Regions from separate parts of the Homo sapiens genome. Here region 1 is linked to region 2. A link is an interaction called in ENCODE POLR2A ChIA-PET data of the cell type or tissue named here. Cell type or tissue: OCI-LY7. All regions are shown on one strand. Links, peaks and the distances in the headings refer to the core of each region. The heading gives the core; the rest is flanking DNA.

What was found. ChIA-PET counts read pairs that join two places held together with the same protein. Peaks named below come from ENCODE experiments on the same cell type or tissue, not always from the same donor. Only the 100,000 strongest peaks of a DNase experiment are listed, where the experiment ranks them.
Region 1: POLR2A ChIA-PET joins it to region 2 with 5 read pairs; 12 of 35 experiments call an interaction of 5 or more read pairs at or near these places.

Annotation. Positions count from the first base shown.
Region 1 is chr4:26,850,755-26,856,137 of GRCh38, reverse strand. It overlaps a transcript of TBC1D19 not described here. Among named protein-coding and RNA genes, the nearest start is that of STIM2-AS1, 7.2 kb to the left of the region's middle. In OCI-LY7, for the core only: no CTCF peak of the experiment used is centred there; no DNase peak of the experiment used is centred there.
Region 2 is chr4:26,587,169-26,592,551 of GRCh38, reverse strand. All of the region lies in intron 1 of TBC1D19 (TBC1 domain family member 19), which reads right to left. Among named protein-coding and RNA genes, the nearest start is that of TBC1D19, 5.8 kb to the right of the region's middle. In OCI-LY7, for the core only: a CTCF peak has its summit at 2,663; a DNase peak (open chromatin) is centred at 2,641; H3K27ac peaks cover 537 bases.

The DNA.
Region 1 (5,383 bases), core at 63-5,062, 260 kb before region 2:
AATGGGGCGAGGGATGGGGAAAGGGAAGATGCTGACCAAAGGGTATAAGGTTACTGTTAGACTGGAGGAATATGTTTGAGTGATCTATTGTACTTCACAATAACCACAGTTAATGTCTATTTCAAAATTGCTAAAAAGATAGATTTTTAACATTGTCACTACAAAAAAGGTTAAGTCAGTGAGATAATAGATATGTTAGCTCAGTTGAATTGTTCTACAATGTACATATAGCTCAAAACATTGTACTCCATAAATATACACAATATTTGTCAATTAAAAATTAATTTTAAAAACATTCATAATGTCTGTGAATTATGAGGCAGGAAGCTGCCAAGGGGTTCCCTACAGCACTTGAAGAGATTATCTAAAAAGGAATTACCTACTTTCAATCTTAAAGTATACAAAACACCTACTTTAGAAAAAGATGCCACAGAAACATATATCAGCAAGGAGAAGAAAAGTGGGCCTGTTTAAAAGCTTCAAAGGGCTGCCCACCTCCCTCTTCTTTGTGGAAAATCCATCCAGGGACTGGAAATTTCAACTCCTTAAGTTTGAATGTATAAAAAAAATGGCCATAAGTACACCCAAGTACACCCATCTGAAACGAAAACCCTTCGTAAGGTGAGGAACTCCGGTATTTTTGTTCCAGTAAAACCAGGTCCTTATGCTAATACCTAGATAGAGGGTTGTTGTAAAGTAAAAATGATTGTAAAGCTGCCTGGTGCATAGTTAGCTATTATTATTTAAACCCTTAAGGTATGAAAAACAAGAGCTCGTTTTGAGTTGAATTGTGCAAAAAAGGAAAGTAGAAAAAAAGAATACACGAACAATCTACAAGAGCACATACAACAAAGGTACGTACACAGAAGTCTTTACAGGGCCATATGCCTAAAGTGACAGTCAAAAGTTCTCTAGAAAATAGGACCCGATGCAAAGGCCCATATAACAGTTCCTTAGAGAGTAGGATTTCCTTCAACAATTCCTTCAACCCCAGTGAAGCAGAAGTAAGGGGAAGGGAGACATGAGCCACGCACAGAAGGAGGCAGAAAAATATCCAGGTGATGCACCACTGAGCTGGCTGCTCAGTCTCTCACGATGCCTCCATAGTGGAGACCACTCTGTTTTGGAACAGTGCGAGAAGAAGGGAGAAAAATGGAACTTTTGGCTCCCATCAGTCAAAGGTTTCTGCAGGAGATGCAAACTCGCCCGCACTTTTCAGTCATGCCACCTGCCGCTCCAGGCAGCTGCCAGAGAAGCCAGATCCCTGAACAGCAGTGGCATTATCCATGCATGAGCTAAGCCAGCAAGTGAATGGGTGCCACTGTCCACCTGCAGCCTGCAGTATCCCAGGAGCGTCTACCACCTCTGTAACAAAAGGGAAGCCCCAGAGGAAAAAAAAAAAAAAAAAAAAGGCTGGAGATTCAAGGCATTAACCAGGCATTATTAAAGTTGTGCCCTAAAGCAGCATGAGAGACCTGGAGCAAGGGGAACATCACATCTTGGCCCCTACCACCAAGGCAGCCACAGAGCTCAACAAGTCACGCTCCAAGGAAGATTGAAACATCCCTTCTGCAACCTGTAAGGATGCTGTTATGGTGTAAAGTTCCTGGATAGTAATAGTAGCATTCAACATAAAACTATTACCAAGTAAATCCAGGGAGGCACATAAGCTGGGTTCAAATTTATGATAATGGCAAAGACATAGGAGAGCCAAGGCATTGTGAACTAAGAGAAGCCGTTTGTGTTCATACATCAAATATTGAATGCATTTTAGGGTCGGGTACTATATTAGGTGCTAAGATCAAAAATTAGTAAGATAATTTCTAGTCCAGAATCCAAGGAGCTCACAGCCATACAATAGCACCAAACAGATATGTATTTCTTTTATTTATTTATGCTTTGTTAATTGTTTAAAAATATCTGTCACCATGAAATTCTGGTTCCACAGTCTCTGGTATAGTTAAATCATTTTAAGGAAATAGTTTATTTCAAGATGTTCTTGCCTCAAAATTTAATGTCAAGTGAAGAAATGATCTCATATTTCACATAGTGTAGCTGCCAGGAGATGGTAAAATCAGGCGTTTGTCTTGACGTGTTTATATTTACACAAAGGTGTTTCAGAATGTGTTTGCAATGAGGAAGAAGAATAAGTAAAAGAGAGTTTGAGGACAAGCCTTCTGATATGGAAACGAAGGAAAACAGAAAGTCTGGAAATGTGGATGTTTGAATTACGGATGAGCACATTCCCAGAGCATTATTGTAAATACGAAAGAAAGAAGATCAGATTTTAAAAGTTGTTTCTTGGCCAGGCGCGGTGGCTCACGCCTGTAATTCCAGCACTTTGGGAGGCTGAGCTGGACAGATCATGAGGTCAGGAGTTCGAGCCCAGCCTGACCAACATGGTGAAACTCCATCTCTACTAAAATACAAAAATTAGCCAGGCATGGTGGTGCACACCTGTAATACCAGCTACTGAGGAGGCTGAGCCAGGAGAACGGCTTGAACCTGGGAGGCAGAGATTGCAGTGAGCCGAGACCGCACCACTGCACTCCAGCCTGGGCGACGGAGCGAGACTCTGTCTCAAAAACAAACAAAAAAAAAAAGTTGTTTCTCTAACTGGGACAAAGTAGTGCTATTTAGCCAAATTTATTGGGCCCGCTACTATGTGACAATAAGAAAAGAAAATGTCTGCTTTGATGGAATTTTATATTCTAATTGGGAAGCTGAAAATATGGGAGATGAAAAAGTAAAATATGTTGTATATTAGATAATGATAAGTGCTAAGTGGGTGGGGAGCTGGAAGGGGGGAGATAACTTTTGACCTGAACAAAATGAGAGAATTGTACAGATGTCTGGGGAGAGAGGATTTCAGCCCACAGAAAAGTTTTGGGGAAAGGATGTATGTGGTTTGTTCACAAATACCAGTGAGATCGATCTAGCTAGAGTATCTGACAGAGAAAATAGTGGATAATGAAAGAAAAGTGATAGGGGCCAGAACATGCAGGGCTCTTACAGCTTTTTCCTCTGAATGAGTTTGGAAACACTGAAAGGTTTTGAGTAGAATCATGGCATCTGACATATGTGTTTACAGGATCGCTCTGGTTGCTTCATGGTAGGAGCGGGGACGCCATTGCGGAGGCTGCTGCACAGTCCAGACAAGAGATGATGTAGTTTAGGCCAGAATAGTGGCAGAAGTGATGGTTAAAAGTGGTAGAATCCGGCCGGGTGCAGTGGCTCACGCCTGTAATCCTAGCACTTTGGGAGGCCGAAGCAGGTGGATCATGAGGTCAGGAGATCGAGACCATCCTGGCTAACGCGGTGAAACCCCGTCTCTACTAAAAATACAAAAAATTAGCTGGGCATGGTGGCAGGCGCCTGTAATCCCAGCTACTCGGGAGGCTGAGGCAGGAGAATGGTGTGAACCCGGGAGGCAGAGGTTGCAGTGAGCCAAGATCGCACCACTGCACTCCAGCCTGGGTGACAGAGTGAGACTCCATCTCAAAAAACAAAAGGGGCGGGGGTGGACTTCTTGGTAAATTCTGAAGGTAGAATCAACAGGATTGATATTTATTTATTTATTTAAGACAGGGTCTCGCCCTGTCACCCAGGCTGGAGTACAGTGGCACAATCACAGCTCACTGCAGCCTTGACTTCTCGGGCTCAATGGATCCTCCCATCTTAGCCTCCTAAGTAGCTGAGACCACAGGCATGTACTACCACACCCAGCTAATTTTTGTATTTTTTTTGTAGAGATAGGAGTTGTGTCATGTTGCCTAGGCTGGTCTCGAACTCCTGAGCTCAACTAATCCTCCCGCCTTGGTCTCCCAAAGTGCTGGGATTATAGGTGTGAGCCACCACACCCAGCCTCAACAGGATTTATAGACCAACCGAATACATCGTGTGAGAGGAGAAAGTCAAGGATAACAACGAAATGTTTACCTTAAGCAACTGGAAGAATGGAGTTGCCATCAACCAAGATGTGGAAGACTGTGAGAAGAGCAAGTGATGGCAGAAGGACAGTAGAAACTCAGTTTTGCATACGTTCACTTTGAGATGCCTAATAGGCATCCAGGTGGAAACATCAGTAAGTAATTGGATAGAGGCCAGGAATTCAGAGGAAAAGCCCAAGCTGGAGATTTAGATTTAGGAGTCACCAGCATATGGACAACATTTAAAGCAATTAAATTGTTTACATTTTCCCCAGACATACCCTTTCTGTCTCATCCTCCATGCACTAAGTAAATAAAAGAACTTGATAGCTGAGCGTGGTGGCACACGCCTGTAGTCCCAGCTATTGGGAGGCTGAGGCAGGAGAATCATTTGAACCTGGGAGGCGGAGGTTGCAGTAAGCCAAGATCGTACCATTGCACTCCAGCCTGGGCAACAGAGTGATACTCCATCTCAAACAAAAAATAAAAAAAGAACTCGTACTTCTCACAGCAAGGTACACATTTATAGACATCACTACTCATAGAAATACTGTAGTACAAAATAAATATTTAAATAGAAAATAAGGTTTAGTTTAATAGCCAAAAAGTAAGTTTATGAAGGGGAATTCAGTAGCTTGAGTTTACATCCTTTGCACCCTCCACCTGAAGTTTGAGGTGTTAAGGAGATCATTTCACAGTAATAGAAAAAGTCTCTGGAACTGTTCAACCCTGGAATCAGTCCACTCTCCTTGCTATTAAGAAAGGAATTACATGTCTGTATTAGTTTGCTAGGGTTGTGTATTAGAGTTCTCCACAGAGATAGAACCAATAGGATGGATGGATAGATGATAGATAGATAGATAGATAGATAGATAGATAGATAGATAGATAGATAGATAGATAGGGTATTTATTAGGGGAATTGGCTCATGCCATTATGGAGGCTGCGAAATCCCATGACAGGCCCTCTGCAACCTGAAGACCCAGGAAAGCTGATAGTGTGGCTCAGTCCACATCTGAAAGCCTCAGAACAAGAGAAGTCAATGGCGTAACTCAATCTGAGGCCAAAGGCCTGCAAACTTGGATTGAGGGGTGCTAGTGCCAGTCCCAGAGTCTAAAGGCTGGGAAACCTGAAGTTGTGATGTCCAAGGGCAGCAGAAGAAGGGTGTCCCAGCTCTAGAAGAGAAAGAAACAGAATTTGCCCTTTCCTTCCCTTTTTGTTTCATCCAGGCCCCTAAGCAATTGGATGGTGCCTGCTCACATTGAGGGTGGATCTTTCCCACTCAGTCCACCAACTCACATACCAGTCTCCTCCAGAAACACCCTCTCAGACAAGCCCAGAAACAATGCCTTGCCAGCTATCTAGGTGTCCCTTAGTTCAATCAAGCCAACACCTAAAATTAACCATCACAGGCTGCATAAAAGTACCACAGACTGGGCGGCTTAACCAACAGA
Region 2 (5,383 bases), core at 220-5,219:
GGACAATTTGATTTCCTCTTTTCCTAATTGAATACCCTTTATTTCTTTAACCTGCCTGATTGCCCTGGCCAGAACTTCCAACACTATGTTGAATAGGAGTGGTGAGAGAGGGCATCCTGTCTTGTGCCAGTTTTCAAAGGGAATGCTTCCAGTTTTTGCCCATTCAGTATGATATTGGCTGTGGGTTTGTCGTAAACAGCTCTTATTATTTTTGAGATATGTCCCATCAATACCTAATTTATTGAGAGTTTTTAGCATGAAGGGCTGTTGAATTTTGTCAAAGGCCTTTTCTGCATCTATTAAGATAATCATGTGGTTTTTGTCATTGATTCTGTTTATATGCTGGATTACAATTATTGATTTGCATATGTTGAACCAGCCTTGCATCCCAGGGATGAAGCCCACTTATCATGGTGGATAAGCTTTTTGATGTGCTGCTGGATTCGGTTTGCCAGTATTTTATTGAGGATTTTTGCATTGATGTTCATCAGGGATATTGGTCTAAAATTCTCTTTTTTTGTTGTGTCTCTGCCAGGCTTTGGTATCAGGATGATGCTGGCCTCATAAAATGAGTTAGGGAGGATTCCCTCTTTTTCTATTGATTGGAATAGTTTCAGAAGGAATGGTACCAGCTCCTCCTTGTACCTCTGGTAGAATCTGGCTGTGAATCCGTCTGGTCCTGGACTATTTTTGGTTGGTAAGCTATTTATTATTGCCTCAATTTCAGAGCCTGTTATTGGCCTATTCAGAGATTCAACTTCTTCTTGGTTTAGTCTTGGGAGAGTGTATGTGTCGAGGAATTTATCCATTTCTTCCAGATTTTCTAGTTTATTTGCGTAGATGTGTTTATAGTATTCTCTGATGGTAGTTTGTATTTCTGTGGGATCAGTGGTGATATCCCCTTTATCATTTTTTATTGTGTCTATTTGATTCTTCTCTCTTTTCTTCTTTATTAGCCTTGCTAGTGGTCTATCAATTTTGTTGTTCTTTTCAAAAAACCAGTTCCTGGATTCATTGATTTTTTGAAGGGTTTTTTTGTGTCTCTGTTTCCTTCAGTTCAGGCAGTTAATTTTTAAAGGACTCCAGCTCTTTCTCTTTCTCAAGGGGAATTGGGTTTCTTACATATAACTGAGTTTCTGCTTACACATTCTTTAATTTTTTTTAATTCCTGTTCCACAGTGGTGCGATCTCAGCTCCCTATAGCAGTTTTATTCATAAGTGCTAAAATTTGTATGCAACCAAGATGTCTATCAACAGGTGAATGCATAAACAAACTGTGGTACATCTATACAATAAAATATTACTAAACAGAAAAAAAAATCAGCTATCAAGCCACAAAAAGACAGAGAGGAACATTAAATGAATATTGCTAAGTGAAAGACACCAGTAAAATAACTACATACCACATAATTCCAACTATATGACATTCTTAAAAGCAAAACTATAGAGACAGTAAAAAGTGGTTGCCGGAGTCTCAGGGGGAAGGGAGGAATGAGCAGGTAAGCCACAGGGGATTTTTAGAATACTGAAACTATTCTGTATGATACTGGAATTGTGAATACATAAATACAGGACACCATGTATTTGTCAAAACCCACAGTAGCCATGTACATGGGTGAACACCTGGAATTCCAGCTACTTAGGAGACTGAGTCAGGAGGATCCCTTGAGCCCAGGAGCTTGAGACCAGCCTAGCGAGACAAACATAGCAAGACACTGACTCACAAAAAAAAAAAAAAAAAAAAAAAAAAAAAAACAGACCTGCAAGACAAAGAGTGAACCTTAATGTAAACCATGAACTTTAGTTAATAATAACGTATCAATATTAGTTCAACTGAAACAAATGTACCACACTAATGCAAGATGTTAATAATAGATGAAAATTGTGCAAAGGAGAGGGATAAATGGAAACTACTTTCTGATCAATTTTTCTGTAAATCTAAAGTCTATTAATTTAAAAATATTCTCAAATAGAAAACTGCAGACACAGGCTTCATTGAAGAATTCTTCCAAACATTTAAAAAATAACAAATCTCATAACACTCTTATGGCAAATAAAATTTTAAAAGGGAGGCAGCACTTCCCTACTCATTTTATGAGGCCAGCATAACCTTGATATAAAACGTGACAAAGATGGTTACAAGGAAGGAAAATTACATACCAATCATTCTCACGACATTATAGCAATATTTATACCCTAATTCTTGGAGTTCTGTTAGCTCCACTGTAGAAAGCCACTATAAAAGAATGTCACCCCCAGCCAAATAAGAAAAACAGTACAATATTCAAAAATCATACATTCTGAACCCATCAGTAAACTGAAGCTATAAGACAACCAAGTGAATTAAATTCCAAGTAGTAACAAGCTCCTTCAAGGACAAATGAGATTCTAAACTACTTCACCTTTGGCAGAGCACAGGAGGAAAAGGAAGCTACCATACAAGACAGTAAGAAATGAACTAAAATGTTAACTATCATAGACAAGATGTAGGCTAGTGTGTCGGTTTGGAATAATTTTGGAACCCAAAATGCAAGGGGAATTCACACACATTTGCATAGTCTTTTCCATAGGTCTATGCCAGGTGCCCATACAAAAGACTGAGAGCAGAAATCTACAAAGAGCACTCTGGTGGCACAGGTGTGCAAAACGAGATAGGCTGCCACTGCAGGACAAGCATAAAACTGCTACCTTGGCCAAACTCTCCTCTCATCTGAAGCAAAGGACTAAAAACACTGGGGAAGGTTCAGAAACCCTCCCATTCTGAAGACAAGGCAGTAATTCACTGCTTTTGGGGGTGGGATAGATACAAAAACCCTCAACCTCATAGGAAAATAAGAAAACTCTCTTGGGCCCAGGATCCTACAACAATACAAAGCAGAGGTAAATTAGCACTAGGGCAGGGCAGGTATGGGTCTTTCACTCAATACCACAGACACAAGGCAGAACTGGGCTGCCAAAGGGATAAGGGGATGGAACATGCCAAAGCTGGGAAAGCTCCACATCCAAGGATAAAGCACATGGACTGAGTCAGAAAAACAGATGACTCCTGCACCTACTGTGAGCCCAGGACTGAATAACAAACAACAGACTTCTGCTGGGGACAAGAGCACAAAGAGAGATCTCCCCCTGAGGAACAGGCAAGGAGACAGAAGAAAGTCAAGGATGTAGTAGAAACAATGAGAAAAACTCTGTAGTACCCTAAGATCTATGCCAAGCACAAAGTAACAGCAGTCTACTACTGGGTTTTGTTGTTGTTGTTGTTGTTGTTTGTGTTTTTGAGATGGAGTCTCGCTCTGTCCCCTAGGTTGAAGGGCAGTGGCACGATCTTGGCTCGCTGCAACCTCCACCTCCCGGGTTCAAGCAATTCTCCTGCCTCAGCTTCCCGAGTAGTTGGGATTACAGGAATGCACCACCACACCTGGCTAATTTTTGTATTTTTAGTAGAGACAGGGTTTCACCATGTTGGCGAGGCTGGTCTCAAACTCCTGGCCTTAAGTGATTTGCCCACCTCAGCCTCCTAACTACCTCTAGTTTCAAAGGAATCTGAAGCCTGTGATATACTGAAGGTAATGACAACAATAACAAAACCCAAACCCAGCTTGATCCTTGTCTATATTGACTGAAGCCCCTACACTCAGTAAGGATATAGAATACTGAAACAAAATTGCCTACTAGACCTAATTGACAATTATGGAACAGAAACAGCAGAATAAGCATGCTTTTCAAGTACATATGAAACAAACAAGATAAAACATATTCTGGATCATAAAAGTAAGTAAACAGCTAAAATCATACATATTTTATTCTTGACCATAAGAGAATTAAACTAGAAATCAATCAGAGAAAGATAGTGGTAAACAACACATTTATAAATAACCCATGGGTTATTAGAACCCATAAAATCACAAGAGAATTTTTTTAAATTTTAATTGGGTGAAAATGGCAATAGACTATATCCTAATTTATAGACACAGATAAACCAGTACATAGAAAGAAATTTAGAGCATTTAATTAGAAGAGAATAAAGGTCTCAAATCAAAAATTTAAATTTCACCTAAATAGCTTTAAAAATGCAAATTAAATCCAAAGCAAGCAGAAAAAAATAATAAAGGAAAAAAATCAGAGCGATTGAAAACAGAAAAACAATCAAACCAAGAGCTACTTCTTTGAAAGTATTGATATAATTGATAAATCTCTAGCCAGATTAATTAGGGAAAAAGAACACATGGCCAGGTGCGGTGGCTTATGCCTTTAATCCCAGCCCTTTAGGAGGCCAAGGCGGGCGGATCACGAGGTCAGGAGATCGAGACCATCCTGGCTAACACGGTGAAATCCTGTCTCTACTAAAAATACAAAAAATCATCTGGGCGTGGTGGCAGGCGCCTGTAGTCCCAGCTACTCAGGAGGCTGAGGTAGAAGAATGGCGTGAACCCGGGAGGCGGAGCTTGCAGTGAGCCGAGATCATGCCACTGCACTCCAGCCTGGGCGACAAAGCGAGATTTCACCTCAAAAAAAAAAAAAAAAAAAGAACACATATGACAGTATAAGGAAGGAAGGAGGGGCTATCACTACAAATCCTACAGACACTAAAAGGAATATAAGGGGATCATATAAACAATTTTATACCAGTAAATTCGTTAAAATAAATTAAGTGCGGCAACTTCTTGAAACATAAAAACTACAAAAGCTTACAGAAGAAGAAATAGATAACCTGAATGGCCTGCATATATTTTTAATTGAATTTTTTTAATTAAAAATGTGTCCATAAAGAAAACTCTAGGCACCAGTGACTTTGCTGGGAACTCTACCAAATATTTAAGGAGCAAATAATATTAATTCTACATAAATTCTTCCAGAAAATAAGGAACACTTCCCAACTTATTTTATAAGATCATCATTAACTGGTATCGAAAGCAGACAAAGTGTTACAAGAAAAAAAAAAACTACAAAGAAATATCTTTTTTTTTTTTTTTTTGAGACAAGGTCTGGCTCTATCACCCAGGCTGAAGTGCAGTGGTGCGATCTCTGCTCACTGCAACCTCTGCTACCCAGGTTCAAGCCATCCTCCCACCTCAACCTCTCAAGTAGCTGGGACTACAGGTGCGCACTGCCACACTGGCTAATTTTTGTATTTTTTGTGGAGATAGGGTTTTGCCATGTTGCCCAGGCTGGTCTCAAACTCGTGAGCTCAAGCGATCTGCCCACCTTGGCCTCCCAAAGTGCTAGGATTACAGGCATGAGCCATCGCGCCTGGCCACAAACCAGTATCTTTCATAAATACAGTTACAAAATCTTCAGCAAAATGTTAGCAAATTGAGTCAAGAAATATATAAAAAGAATAATGCATCATAACCAAGTGGAATTTATCTCAGGAATACAAAAT